3 separate regions of the Homo sapiens genome follow, and all the other regions are linked to region 2. Evidence: chromatin contacts called from ENCODE Hi-C or POLR2A ChIA-PET data. All regions are on one chromosome and are shown on one strand. Each heading gives the region's core, a stretch centred on a gene start or an enhancer-like site at or near the end of the contact. The rest is flanking DNA. Distances are from core to core; before and after follow the strand shown.

Evidence for each region. Hi-C counts contacts between places; a loop is a spot of excess contacts on that map. ChIA-PET counts read pairs that join two places held with the same protein, here RNA polymerase II (POLR2A). Pooled maps may share reads with other maps.
Region 1: a loop to region 2 is called in a pooled map, with 23 times the contacts of the local background. The contact joins the promoter of ERP29 here to the promoter of OAS2 in region 2. A Hi-C loop is called at or near these places in 4 of 37 single-sample maps with no recorded cell type and 11 of 50 pooled maps.
Region 3: a pooled map shows a loop between it and region 2 (6-fold over the local background). The contact joins the promoter of TRAFD1 here to the promoter of OAS2 in region 2. A Hi-C loop is called at or near these places in 1 of 37 single-sample maps with no recorded cell type and 8 of 50 pooled maps. POLR2A ChIA-PET finds 5 or more read pairs at or near these places in 2 of 52 experiments (OCI-LY7 and activated naive CD4-positive, alpha-beta T cell).

The regions. Positions count from the first base shown.
Region 1 is chr12:112,012,149-112,014,848 of GRCh38, forward strand. It overlaps ERP29 (endoplasmic reticulum protein 29), which reads left to right and starts at 1,278. Exons shown (of 3, transcript NM_006817.4): 1 at 1,278-1,461. The coding sequence starts at 1,318. It overlaps TMEM116 (transmembrane protein 116), which reads right to left and starts at 1,017. Exons shown (of 11, transcript NM_001193531.2): 1 at 854-1,017. RefSeq lists enhancers at 1-881, 752-941, 2,612-2,700 and silencers at 1,102-1,181, 1,522-1,611.
Region 2 is chr12:112,977,100-112,979,903 of GRCh38, forward strand. It overlaps OAS2 (2'-5'-oligoadenylate synthetase 2), which reads left to right and starts at 1,420. Exons shown (of 10, transcript NM_002535.3): 1 at 1,420-1,686. The coding sequence starts at 1,510. RefSeq lists enhancers at 965-1,774, 1,995-2,074, 2,245-2,324, 2,435-2,584.
Region 3 is chr12:112,124,074-112,126,815 of GRCh38, forward strand. TRAFD1 (TRAF-type zinc finger domain containing 1) reads left to right here and starts at 1,487. Exons shown (of 12, transcript NM_006700.3): 1 at 1,487-1,545. RefSeq lists enhancers at 1,212-1,506, 1,484-1,533, 1,944-2,013.

The DNA of each region.
Region 1 (2,700 bases), core at 28-2,527, 970 kb before region 2:
GCCCTGTTTCTCTTTGCCTCATGCACGCCCCCTCTTATTTCAAGGTCCAGCTCAAAAGTCACCTCCTGTCTACAACTTCCTCTGATGCTCCTGAGCAGGGATGGCTGAATCTCTGTCTCTTTACAATAAGAAAATACGGTCTTTTTTTTTCTTTTTGAGACTGAGTCTCGCTCTGTCACCTAGGCTGAAGTGCAATGGCGAAATCTCGGCTCACCCCAACTTCCGCCTCCTGGGTTCATGCAATTCTCCTGCCTCAGCCTCTTGAGTAGCTGGGATTACAGGCACGCACCACCACACTCGCCTGATTTTTAGTAGAAACGGGGTTTCACCATGTTGGCCAGGCTGGTCTCGAACTCCTGACCTCAGGTAATCCACCTGCCTCGGCCTCCCAAAGTGCTGGGATTACAGACGTGAGTCAACGCGCCCAGCCGGAATAATATTTTACAGCAATTACACTGCACTGTTTAGATCATTATTCCTATGCCGCCTCCTCCCCCAACAAAGTGCGTGCCTTCAGCACACAACGGTCTTGTTTCTGCTTATTCCGTAGCCCCGCAGGCAAAGCCAGAGTCTGGCACAAGCCAGGGACCGAGTGACTACCTGCGGAACAGAATGATTAGAATTGCGTCTGGGGTTCCTGGAGGGTGGGCCTTGGCTGGGCGGATCCCAGGAGCCTGGCGTCTCCCAGGGGAGGCGCTCACCTCAGATCGGGCCTAAGAGGGCCCTGCTTGCCACACTGACCGCCAAGCCTGGCCAAAAAGCTCAGGGAAGCCGCGGAGCCACTGCCCGCCTGGGTCAGGGTGGTGACGGAGCCTGACTGAGAATAACGGCTGAACTTGACTAATAGACTGACCGAGGGTTGGAGCGGGTCCCAACCAACTGCCTGACGGCCCAAAGGCAGGAAGAAACGATGGTAGGCCTTGTCATCTTCGAAGGAGAGGAAGGACAGCAAACGAATTGCTATAGCGTCCCCATGCGCACTTGGCGCTTCTCCTCAAGCGGAGCAGGAACGGAACTGGGCGGACCCGCCGGAAGACTCGGCGAGTGCGCGCGCGCAGGAGCCCATTTTCCCGCCCGCAACGTGGCCCCGCCCTTTTACCCAGGCCCTACGCGAGCTTCGCCGAGTACGCGTGCGCAGCAGCTTCCCCTCCCTCGCCCCGCCCCTCACGTGGCCCCACCCTCTCACCCTAGACAGATGGGAGCCTCCTGGGGTGTCCACGTGAGCGCGCGTGAGTCCGCCCCCCCAGTCACGTGACCGCTGACTCGGGGCGTTCTCCACTATCGCTTACCTACCTCCCTCTGCAGGAACCCGGCGATATGGCTGCCGCTGTGCCCCGCGCCGCATTTCTCTCCCCGCTGCTTCCCCTTCTCCTGGGCTTCCTGCTCCTCTCCGCTCCGCATGGCGGCAGCGGCCTGCACACCAAGGGCGCCCTTCCCCTGGATACGGTCACTTTCTACAAGGTAACCGGGGCGGGGGACGTCGCGCGCAGGTGCCGCCGGGGCGCCCGGAAGAGCGCGCGCCCGTGGGGAGACGCTGGATTCCGGGAGCTGACGGGAGGTGGTCTGTAGCAACGGTCCCAGAGCTTCCCGGCGTCCTACAGGCCTAGTGGACTCTGAGCGGAGAATGTTATGACCACCGGGCATGCACGCTTCAGGGCCCCGGCGCACCCTTGCTTTTGCAGCATTTATACTTGCATCCACCCTTGCAAAGATGCAGCCGAGGGAACTGGGTGCCCCTTCCCTTCACCTGTGGGGAGAGGGCGGTGCCTGGCGAGATCCAACCCTCGAGTCCCAAGTGGGAGAACCGGAGGGCGGTGCGAGGTCGACGCCACCGGGCTCCCGGCTGTGGAAGCTGGGAGGGGTTGGCGGGGGGAAATGCAGGCGCGTTAGCCTGCGTGTCCGCGCCCCTCTTCCCAGGGTTGGATTGCAGCCTGCTTTGCAGTGTGCAAACAATGATCAGATATCATACATCTTGAATAGTGCAAGCGTGAAGAATAAGCTTCAGTTCAGCCACCCTGTAAAGCAGGGGTCCCCAACCACCAGGCCCGTCGGTGGCCTGTTAGAAACCGGGCCGCACAGCAGGAGGTGAGCGGCAGGCGAGCTAGCACTACAGCCTGAGCTCCGCCTCCTGTTACATCAGCTGCGGCATTACATTCTCATAGGAGCACGACCTTTATTGTGAACTACGCATGTGAGGGATCCAGGTTGTGTGCTTCTTATCAGAATCTAATGCCTGATGATCTGAGGCGAAACAGGTTCATGTCGAAACCACCCAACCCCGTGGAAAAGTTGTCTTCCATGAAACCAGTTCTTGGTGCCAAAAAGGTTGGGGATAGCTGTTGTAGGAAACATCTTGGGGTTGGCAACAAAATCAGTAAAATTGGGTCAAGGCATGGAAGAATTTGCCACTACCTCCGCCTTTCCCCCCTTCCATTTTTGCAGAATTAGGGATCCTGGCCTGAGTAAATGGACGGTTGGAAATGGTGGCTGAATGCAACACCGCAGTCCCAGTCCCCTCCTCTTGCACCTGTCTTCACCCACGAGCAGCTTTTAACTTCCTCTAGGAGATGGGCAAGCTTAGTGTTGCGAGAGAGCCAGTCATTTCATTTTCAGGTTTTGTACTCATTGTGGGGAAGTGAAACCAAGAAGTAGTTGTCTCCAGTGGTTGAAGTCTCCTATTTTCAAGCGTTCCCTGTCGTG
Region 2 (2,804 bases), core at 170-2,669:
AAAGTTGGATAAGGGCAGGAAAGGCCCTTAATGAGCATGTGCATTAATCGAGGTTTTTCCAGAACTAACAGGGTATTTATATTTATTTTGAGGTATTTATTTTAAGGAATTGGCTCATGTGATTGTGGAGGCTGGCAAATCCAAAATCGGCAGGGTAGACTGGCAGGTGGGAGACCCAGGAAGGAGTTGCTGCTGCAAGTGGAGGCCAAGGCACTGCAGCCGAATTCCCTCTTCCTTGGGGGAGCTCAGTCTTTAGTCTATTAAGGCCTTCAACTGATTGAATCAGGCCCACCACCTTACAGATGATAATCCACTTTACTCAAAAAAAAAGTCTACCAATGTAAATGTTAATCTTATCTTTAAAAAATACCTTCACAAAAAGATCTAGGATAATGTTTGACCAAATATCTGGGTACCTGGGCTCAGCCAACTTGACACATAAAATTAACCATCCCAGTATGGAAGGGCCCTGGTCCCCCACTACATCTTGGAGATTTTTGCCTTCTCTGTGAATTATTATTGCTGGGCCAAGGCAGCTGGCTGGGAGTCCTCTGCGAGTTTTGTTTTCAAAGCTCTGGGCACAGGAGTTGCATGTCTGTCTCCTTTCTGGCTCACACACTTGGGGTGTGTTTTCTTGCCCTTGCGAGGCTGGACAAGTGCCTCATACGGTCCCTCGGCTGTCCACAAGTGTGCTGAGAAACTGGACACACAGAGGTTCCCACCCGCTGACCACACGGGGGCCTGTGTTTACCCAGAAGCAGACCAAAACCTGAGTCCAGCTAGGTCCCTGCTTTGCTGTGTGTCCCTGAGCAAGTCAGTTCCCTCTCTGGGTCTCTTTTTCCTCTCTGCCGCTTTCCCTGAATGTGAGTTCCCTGGCCACTGAGAACAGGGGGAAAGGGACAGAGCCTCAAAAGATGACCTGTGCGCCCCTGCTTCTAAGCACTTTGCAGGTATTATTTAATCATCAAGCTAATCCTACGAGAGAGCTGCCATTTTCCCCCAGCTTACAGATGGGGGAATTGAGGCGCGAAGAGGGCAGGCGATGTGCTCAAGGACAGACATCTAGCAGGTATGAAGCCCTCACAATGGGGTTCTAGAGGCTGTTTAGTTAACCTCAAGTTTTGGGGAGCCCCTGAAGGGCTGGTCACCACGCTGCCGGGGACAGGGAAAGCCTCTGAGCTTGAGTCAGTTTTGGTTTCCCTGCTGGGGTGCAGGAGTCAGTAAACCTTGCTGCAAGGGGCGGGGAAGAGCATTTGAGCTTAAGTTAGTTTTGGTTTCCCTGCCCCGGATGCAGGAGTTGGTAAACTCACTGCAAGGGGCAGGGCAGAGCCTCTGAGCTTAAGTTAGTTTTGTTTCCCTGTCCCGGATACAAGAGTTGGTAAGCTCGCTGCAGTGGGTGGAGAGAGGCCTCTAGACTTCAGTTTCAGTTTCCTGGCTCTGGGCAGCAGCAAGAATTCCTCTGCCTCCCATCCTACCATTCACTGTCTTGCCGGCAGCCAGCTGAGAGCAATGGGAAATGGGGAGTCCCAGCTGTCCTCGGTGCCTGCTCAGAAGCTGGGTTGGTTTATCCAGGAATACCTGAAGCCCTACGAAGAATGTCAGACACTGATCGACGAGATGGTGAACACCATCTGTGACGTCCTGCAGGAACCCGAACAGTTCCCCCTGGTGCAGGGAGTGGCCATAGTGAGTCCAGGGCTGAGGTTGGGTCTCTGGGAGGCAGGAGATTCCACGGCGGCAGCAAGGCCGAGCTACTGGGTGCTGGGTGCCTATTATGTGCGAGGCCCACACTTGGGTGGGATGTGGTGTAGGAGTCTCAGGCTCTGGAGCAGGCGCTTGCTCCAGAGCTGTGTGACACTGGGCAGGCTACTTAACCTCTCTGTGCCTCAGTCTCTGACTCTGTAAAATGGGGAGAGGCATAATACCCACTTCAGAGTATCGTAAGGCTTGAGCACATCATGTTCTTAGCAAAAGACTGGCAGTGCTCAGTGAATTCACTGTGATTACTCACTGCGATTTTCTTCTATCCTCTCCACAGTACAGAGGAGTAAACTTAGGGAGGCTAGAGAACTTTGTTCAAACTACCCAGGTTGCCTTGTGGTTTCTCCGCAGCAAGAAGGAGTGGCTTTTATCAGTTAGAAATATTTGGTTTTGTGGACACAAATCTCAGGACTGAGGCTGAAAATTCTGGACCTCTGGGGAGGAAGGGGGACTGGGGAGATGCCAGGACCCTAGAATTGGGGGCGTGGGGGTCCTGATGGCCCAATACTATCCTCTTAGCCTCCTGAGCTGCTGACGTCCCTTCTCTGCTGCTGCCACACTTTTTGGTCTCTACCCCTTGCACACATCCGCTAGTGCCTCAATAAAGAAATCTAGACACGTGGTGTCCCCAGCCCTGGCCCAGGCCAGCAAGCTAAGGCAAGTTTGGTTAATAGCTATTGTCAGAACTGGGATTTTAAGCCTGGGTAATTGGCTTGAGGGCATGCATGTTTAACCACTACACTATCCTGCCTCTCAATTTTTTTTTCCTCATGGAAGTAAAACAGAAAAAGTGCCCAGATCAAAGTGTCCAGCTTGATAGGTAGCCACAAACAATGTAACTGTGTAACCCCCACCCAGATCCAGAAACAAAACATTCTCAGCCCCCCAGAGCCCTGGGCCCCCGATCCAGTCAGCACCTCCAAACCCAGGTAGGCAATCTCCTGACTTCTAACAGCATAGACACGTTTTGCCTGTTTTTAAACGTTTTACAATTATAGGGTGACCAACTATCCCAGTTCATCCAAGATTGGGGTGTTTCCTGG
Region 3 (2,742 bases), core at 237-2,736, 850 kb before region 2:
CCTTACAGGCTATATACCCTCTGAATGGAACCAGTTACTTACTTCTCTCACTTTAGGTTAATTTTCCCTGGTTTTAAACTTTATATGTTTGGAATCACACAAGTTATATTGCATATTTAAGCTAAATATTTTATCTTGTTATAAATATTGCTTTGAGACGGAGTTTTGATTTTGTTGCCCAGGCTGGAGTGCAGTGGCTCAATCTCGGCTCACTGCAACCTTCACCTCCTGGGTTCAAGCGATTCTCCTGTCTCAGCCTCCCAAGTAGCTGGGATCATAGGCGCCTGCCACCACGGCCAGCTAATTTTTGTATTTTTAGTAGAAACGGTGTTTCACCATGTTGGCCAGGCTGGTCTTGAACTCCTGACCTCAGGTGATCCACCAGCCTCTGCCTCCCAAAGTGTTGGCATTACAGGCGTGAGCCACCGCGCCCAGCCTGTTAGATGCTTTTCTTGCTTAGTACTATCTCATTAACATTTTGCAATTATATTATATTATATTATATTATATTATATTATATTATATTATATTATTTTTGAGACGGGGTCTTTCTCTGTCCCCCAGGCTGGAGTGCGGTAGCATGATCAGGGCTCACTCCAGCCCTGCCTCCTGGGCTCGAGGGATCCTTCCACCTCAGCCTCCCAAGGAGGTGGAACTACAGGTGCGTGCCACCACGCCTGGCTAATTTTTGTATTTTTTTTGTAGAGATATGGTTTCATTATATTGCCCAGGCTGGTCTCTAATTCCTGAGCTCAAGAGATCCACCCGCCTTGGCCTCCATATTTTGCAATTATAATCTGCAATGGAATCATAATTTTAAATTGCTGTATTGTTTGTAATATGTGCTTGGTTATACTTATATAATTATAAGTTGGTTTGTAATATGTGCTTGGTTATACTTATATAATTATTCTCTCCTTTATTATACATGAGGTAAGAGAAGCTCAGGGAATCCATTCAGGCAGCAAGTGGAGAAACTAGCTCTCAAACCTGCATCTCAGGCTCTCATTCTTCCACTGCAAAAAAGCAAAGTGCTCAAAAAATATGGTCACAGATCTGCAGAAGTCTTGCACAAGGGCATTATCATAGCAATAAGAATGACTAATAAGTATTAACGGCCCATGAGAAAAGAACAAATACCATTAATTATCTCAATATATTAAGCATATTAGTAATGTTTGTACAGAATTATTCATGCAAATATTATTAGCCTGTGTCGGGGACAGTTGCTAAACTCAGCAACAGGCTCACAGCTCAGCTTCGTGCCTCTGGTTCCAGATGTGCAGGGGCCAGGGCTTCCAGGGACACGCCCCCGTGGGCCTCCAGGGAGCCAATCGACGCGCAGAAGGCGGGGCCCTGGGAGCGACAACGGTGTTATCCAATGGGCCGACAGCTGGAGCCGCCCCTGGCCAATGGGCGCGCTCCTCCGCGATGGGCGGAAGTGGTGAGGCAGCTCTGAGGGCCGTTGTTCAGTGCGGGGTCTGACAGAGGAGGCTCCGTGTCTGCAGCTAGTGTGTCAACTCAGCGTTTCTCCTCTCGTCCCTGGTGAGGTGTAGCGGCGGCACGCGGCTGGAGATCCCCTGTGGCCTCCAGTTTAGGAAGGGTCCAGCATCCCAAGGGAGGGGTGTGTGGGCGAGGGGTCTCTGGGCCCGGGGTCGCGGCTGTGAGGAGAGGATGCCCGCGCGGCGGCATCTCAGGCACCTGGAGGAGGCCGCGCTTTCTCCTCAGGGAACCGGCGCCTTGGCAGCCCCCGGCGACGCCGCCCCCTTCGCGGCCTAGGTTGGTCTGGTGAGCCGGGAAGCGGGCGTCGTTCGCAGCGCCGCTGTGACCACCGCGTCCCGGGCGGAGCTGGGCTCAGTGCCGGCCTGGGCCTAGAGTCCGAGCCTCGAGCTGCCGGCGTGGGGGGTCGCGAGTGGCCTAATGCGGCCTCGAAGCCGAAGGACCCGAGTCCGAGCTCGCACTCCGACCCGCTGGTGCTGTGGAAAACTCAGGTGGCCTTCCGCTTTCGTAGCCTCTAAAGTGGGGACCAAGACTTTCACCTCTTAGGATTGTAGTCGGGATTAAAAGATTTTCCCGGTAAGCGTTTGGCAACTGCTATTATTTGAGAAGCCGCTTACTTCTTCACTCCCCATCACCGACCTTCCTGGGGACGGGGGCGATTGGAAACTGCCTTGGGGTATCTGGACCCGGCAGGGGAAGCTCCGCCGCCTCGGGCAGAGGGACGGTCCCCTCTGCGGACTAGAGAGATCTAGCTGACCCCCAACAGGCTCCTTATAAGCTTGAAGACTTTTCTGTGCCTCAACTCTTCCGTGCATTCGCCCGTTTCCTTGACCCTTTGAAGTATTGTCAGTCCTCTGCCTGAAGAATCTGAGGCCCAGAGAGGTTAAATCTGGCAGAACCAGCCAGACCTTGACCCCCAGAGGGGGACCCTGCAGGCTACCCCCAGTCTCCTTGCATCTAGAAAAGCAAGCACCTGCTACATCTGAGCTCTGGCCTTAGAGTTGGCCAGAGTGGGCTGGAATAGAGCACACCTGAAATCAGTCGGACAGCCTTCCTTAGTTGCCATTTCATATCAGAGTGAATATCTTTTTTTTTTTTTGAGATGGAGTCACCTTCTGTTGTTCAGGTTGGAGTGCAGTGGCGAGATCTCAGCTCACTGCAGCCTCCGCCTCCTGGGTTTAAGTGATTCTCTTGCCTCAGCCTCCTGAGTAGCTGGGATACAAGCGCCCGTCACCACGCCCA